Regions from separate parts of the Homo sapiens genome. Here region 2 is linked to region 1. The links are chromatin loops, found by intact Hi-C in ENCODE. Cell type or tissue: Caco-2. All regions are shown on one strand. Each heading gives the region's core, and the rest is flanking DNA. Links, peaks and the distances in the headings are about the cores only. Region 1 has its middle 68 kb from the start of LINC02934. Region 2 overlaps LINC02934 (long intergenic non-protein coding RNA 2934).

What was found. A loop is a pair of places that touch in the nucleus more often than their neighbours do. Peaks named below come from ENCODE experiments on the same cell type or tissue, not always from the same donor. Only the 100,000 strongest peaks of a DNase experiment are listed, where the experiment ranks them.
Region 2: it touches region 1 in a loop (18-fold over the local background); 4 of 110 quality-filtered maps call a loop at or near these places.

The regions. Positions count from the first base shown.
Region 1 is chr2:65,721,021-65,723,938 of GRCh38, reverse strand. No RefSeq gene overlaps it. Among named protein-coding and RNA genes, the nearest start is that of LINC02934, 68 kb to the left of the region's middle. In Caco-2, for the core only: no CTCF peak of the experiment used is centred there; a DNase peak (open chromatin) is centred at 1,688.
Region 2 is chr2:65,799,568-65,802,485 of GRCh38, reverse strand. All of the region lies in intron 1 of LINC02934 (long intergenic non-protein coding RNA 2934), which reads right to left. Among named protein-coding and RNA genes, the nearest start is that of LINC02934, 11 kb to the right of the region's middle. In Caco-2, for the core only: a CTCF peak has its summit at 1,245 (motif pointing right); no DNase peak of the experiment used is centred there.

The sequences.
Region 1 (2,918 bases), core at 227-2,726:
AATATATAATGGGTTATTTATGTATAACCTGTGTTCCCAGGACAAGCTCTTGTTTCATGGTTTTTGTAGAGCCCCTAACAGTTTGTCATGGAAGTCCTGAATCTCACCCCTATGATGAAGCACTTTCTTGTAAGTCTGGTTTCAGTTGACTTTTGACCTTTATTAGTCAAAGTTATGGAGCCCAAATTTGTTTGCTTCCATGTCTCCCTAGGGATTCATTGAAGAAACAGCTGGGGTGGTGGCTTACTGACTTTTAGGTTAAATTCAGATAGCACATGATTAGAAATCTCCATTTTGCCCCAGAGAGGTCAGGACCCCTCAGAATCCCAAAAGCAAGAGAGATACCAGATCACCCCTAGGACCAAAGGGGCACCCTCTAGCCTGGGGTGTAAGAAGCTCCCAAGAGCACCAAGAAAGGACACATCTTGGTTGGCACACCTGGCACTGGCTGGTTCTAATCTTCAGAGGAAGGGACAGCAGAGGAGATAGGCAAGCTTGTGTGCTGGGTCCAATCTGGCCATGAGCCTCGAATTGTCAGGATCTGGATGCATCTCAGAAACTCTGGAAATCCACCTCAGATGCAGGACAGTAAAAATGGCAGTGAGGGGTCCTTATCTACTCCTGCTTTTAGGGAGAAGCTGAAGCTTCCAGTGGGATCTGTTTGTTCTCCCATCTGACAACTCCTCCTACTCTCCTTCCAAAGTTGGGTTTATTCTCAGCAAAGGATTGATGACTGCAATGAAATTGAGCAAATGTTGGCATTAGATAATACCTGGAAAAGGGTGTTACCTGAGAGGTAGTTCACAGCTAGCCAAAAAATCAAGTTACAAGGCTTACACTTCAACTCCTGCTTCCCTATGACCTTGGCAAATTGGAGGAGAATCCTCTAGTCATCTCATTCTTCTCCCTTTCCTGTGTCTCTTCCCAACTGCTCCCTTGACTTTTACCCCCAGCTCCCTGTATATCCTTTCTTCTCTCCCTTTCTAAGTAAATCTTAAAAGCCTGAAAAAGTAAAGAGGGCCAAAAATGTGGATACAATGCTAATCACACAGTCACAGACATGTCATAATAATACTGCAAAATACTACTTTATATATGGTCTTCTTTGATGTGAGAAGTGTGCATGGTAAAGGGTCTAATTCAAAGACCTAGAACAAGCATAACATTGCAAAGTTCATACAGTTGCTTACAAGAACTAGACTGAAAAGGCCTTAGTCATTTGTTCTTCTGTTTGACTTTTGTCAGAAGAGCTTACAACCTGGAAACAGTCACAGGGTGAAATATCATCACATCAGGCTGATGGGAGCCTCTCTCTCTCTCTCTCTCTTTCTCTGTCCTTCCCCCTCTCCCCGCACCTCTTTCTATTGTCAGTGAGATAAAGGGAGATACCATTGTCTCCCATTCAGGAGCCTGTTATGATCAATGGACCCATCATAAGCAGGAAATCTTCTTTTCCACAAACTTCATACTATCATATCACAGAACAAAGATGGGAGGCTCTATCCTTTCATTTTATTTGCTGGGACAAGGATTCTGCCCAATTCTTACCTGCTGTCTGATTTCTCACCAAAGGAGCATTTGCAAGAGGAAAGATTTATATTCTGTGAAATATTTCACTTGTCATCAGGCAGGGGCTCCAGGCTCCCTGGCTGTGCCGGTCAGTTCCAGGAAGGTTCCCTGAGCCTCCCTCATAGGCAAGGCCACACTGCTCCCAAGTGGCTTCTGTGGAGAAGTAGGAAGCCAGACTTGGCTGGAGCTGGAAAGCTCTCCAGACCCAGGGTCCTGTCTCGCTGCAGCCTCACTGCTAAAGAGCCCACCTGCAGACCTCGCCCCAGAGGCCCTTCCTAGCACCCACCACACTGGGGGAGCTCAACCGCTCACACCTCCAAGAAGACTTTTTGTTGTAACAAAGAAGGCAGCCCTTTTAAATAATTCTAAAAAGCTACAGGGCTAGTCTAACCAAAGAAAATTCAGAATTCAACTTGGACATCATCATAGTGACAGTCTGTTAAGACAGAAGTATAGGGAGCCCTCTTCACTCCCACCCTCTTTTTAAAAAGGCAAAAAGAAAAGACAAAAATAACTGGAGGCTAAAAACAACTATTAGTACCTATTGCATAGGCTTGTTTGTAGCTCAAGGCAGCTCCCAATTCTTGATGAATCTACTTACAGTCATTTATAAAGGTAAAGCAGTCTTAATAAGCAAAATCTCCTTCAAGCTCATCATTTTCTCAACAATTAAAAACACAACCTATCTTCATAATTGGTGTCCCTGTAACATTGTTATTTCACCCTGAGGAGGAGGGACTATTGTTTCTAGCATTATGATCAGTTGTGCTCAAGGTTTAGAGCAATCCCACCTTATTAACTCTCATTTAACAGAAAGCAGGGGCAGGTTGGTACACCTCCTTAGTAAGACAGCAACATTAAGAACTCCCCCAAAAAACTCTTCAGAGATACTACCCAGCCCTTCCATTTCAGAATCACCTGGGGAAATCTTAACACACCCAAAACCCAGTCAGCACCCCCAGACCAATTAAATCAGAACCTCTATGGTGGTCCCAGGCACAGGTGTTCTGAAGTTCTTCGGGACATTGCAATATGCAGACAAGTTTGAGAACTGCTCTCTGAGACAGGAGTTTTTAATTCTAGCCACACATAAGAATCAGCTGGGAAGTCACTAAACGCTACCCATCCCCACGCCCCCACCCCACCCCCAAGCCAACTCAATCAGAGTCTCTGGAGATGGTACCCAAGCGATTTGTTAAGCTCCCAAGAGATTATGGTGCACGGAATGTTGAGAATAAAATTATATTATTTGATTAAATGGCTTCATTTTATTAAAAAAAATGTGTGCACAGGAAAAAAAAACAGAGAGAAGAAGTTAAAAAAAATACATTTTAGCCATGCATGATCCC
Region 2 (2,918 bases), core at 257-2,756, 79 kb before region 1:
TACTTTGGTGGTTACAGAAGAGTTAGAAAACCATCTCTTGAGAGGAGCAAGTTACACGTGACAAGCATGCCACGTAAGTTGCATCTTAATAAGTGCTACAGGCAAGTAAGGGAGGCGGAGGTCTGCAGGAGCAAAATGGATGCTGATGACTTCAGGAAGAGGTTAGAGATTCAAAAGACTTTGGTTAGACTTCCTATGGAAGATACTTAACATCTGTGGGCCTTAGCTTACTTATCTACTAAGTGAAGGATTTGTGTTAGTATTTATAAGTTTCTTTCCAGTTGAAACACTTACTAGTTCTCTTCTTTCCTGTCCCTCTCAGTGGGACACCTGTAACCTAGTAAACAGCCTCCATGGTCTAGAAAATCCTTTAGAACAGAGCAAGAGCAACCAGACAAACAGAAACTTCTCTCCTCCTTCAAAAAGATTCTAGGAGGGAAGGCTGAGAACAACCAGACCTAACTGAAGGACTAAAAATGGGATTCCAGGGGGCCAAAGACAGAAGATAAGTAGCACAGAGCTACAGAGCAGCACACTCTCAAATATGTAGGGGGATCACTTGCTTCAAATCCCTGGCCCTGATATGCCTCCATGGAAGGTGCTCTATGAAGAAAAATGGCATTTGAGATTGACAACTGATTAATATACAAGCTTGATTATATGCAAATCATCACTTGCTGTTAATTGTGATCTGATGTAACATAATTAACACATGTATTTAAAATAAATGTATATTTAATTGATATGCATATTTATAAAATGAATATTTACTTTTATATGTTGTCTTTTTTTTAATTGGGGGGTGAATTTCTTTCCCAAAGAAGTGAGGAGTTAAGGGACCCCATCAGGAACTAAGACAGAAAATAGCAACAAAGGAGTGAAAACTTGCCTTTGGTGCATGTAGTAGAGAAAGTAATGAGCTAGCAATCAGAAAGCCCGATTCTAGACCTGTCTCTGTCCCGTGTTGTGTAACTTTCTATAGCGTCAATTTCTATAACCATGAAAGAAAAGATTGGACCATTTCTAAGCTACCTTCTAGCTCTACAATTCTATTATAATCTCACAGAACGACTCTGACTTACAATTTCTTCTGTCAAAATGATTGGACTCTAACCACTGACAGCTCAGAGTCTCTGCTAGTAATTACTGGACCTAAAAATTGTACTCAGAAAGTTCCAAAAGAGTTCTGGAGCCTGAGGTCCCCCATCCAACCCCATAACACTCAAGAGAGCAGCCTGAGAACATAAACATGCATCTGTGGAACAAGAAGGCATGGAAGGTTCACCAGCAGAGGGCAGGGTGCTCAGAGACGGGCACCCAGGACTCATCCATTTTGAAGGAAAGGGAAAAGGAGGAATTATATAAGGCATAAGGCCTTGCCTAGAGATACTAGCTAAGTGTATGGGGTCTCTGATGAGTGGCTCTATGAAGAACAACATAAAAAAGAAAATACAATAGGCAAATGTATAATCTCCATTTCCTTCAGCAGACAAAACTACATAGAAAAAAAATCAATGCCTTTTTCATCATTAATGTAAGCAAAATCATTTTTTGCTCAATCTTTCACAAGTAAAGTGACTTGTAAAGTGTACGAGCCAACTGAATAGGAAGATAGCACTCCCATAAAAGTTTTTATAGGAGACCAGGGCCAGAGGATCACTTGAGGTAGTTGTATGAGACCAGCCTGGGCAACATAGACACTATCTCTACAAAAAATTCAAAATCAGCTGGGCATGGCAGCTACTGGAGAGGCTGAGGTGGGAGGATCACTTAAGCCCAGGAGTTCAAAGTTGCAAGAAGCTGTGTATTAGCCAGGGATCTCTAGTGTGACAGAACTAATAGGATAGATGTATATATAAAGGGGAGTTTATTAAGGAGTGTTGACTCACATGATCACAAGGTGAGGTCCCACAATAGGCCATCTGCAAGCTGAGGGGCACAGAAGCCGGTCAGAGTCCCAAAATCTCAAAAGTAGGGAAGCCTACAGTGCAGCCTTCAGTCTGTAGTTGAAGGACCAAGAGTAGAACTTGGAGTCCCATGTTCAAGGGCAGGAAGCATCCAGCATGGGAGAAAGATGCAGACCAGGAGGCTTAGCCAGTCTAGTCTTTCCACGTTCTTCTGCCTGCTTTTATTCTGGCCATGCTGGCAGCTGATTAGATGGCGCCCACCAAGATTGAAGGTGGATCTGCCTTTCCCAGTCCACTGACTCAAATGTTAATCTCCTTTGGCAACACCCTCATAGACACACCCAGGAACAACACTTTGTATCCTTCAATCCAGTCAAGTTGACACCCAATATTAACCATTACAAGCCGTGGTCAAGTGACACAGCAAGATCTTGTCTAAAAAAAATAAATAAATAAAAAGTTTTCAGTATGCTAAGGTTCTAATTATTTCTTGGCAATGTGATGGAGTGAAAAGAGCCTAATGACCTTGGTGTGCCTCTCTGTCCCACTCCTGGCTAGGTAGTAACCTTGTATAAGTTGCCTTTTTCATTCCTGCCCTCTCATCCCTCCTTCAACTACTTTCTTTTTGAAAAACACAACTTAACCATCAGTAAGCACATGTTCAAAAGACTGTCCCAGATTCAATGCTAGAATTACAAACTTGAATAAGACACTGTGTCCAAGGAGATTATAATCCAATGAAGAGGAAACTAATCGCAATGCAAAGAGAAGACAGCTGTTGTAGCAGTGTGGATTGTGTTCAAGGGCAGAGAAGGGGAAACAAGTGAACTTACCTGGAGAGAGACTGTTTAAAATTTTGGGTCTTGAAAAATTAGCAACTTTTCAATGAAGGTACAGGTGAATATGTCAATATGGTATGAGTCATCGTTATTTTAGTTGCCTTCTAGACCTCACCCTTCTGCCTATGATGCTTCTACAACTGACTGGGTGCAACAGACTTCCCTCTGCTCC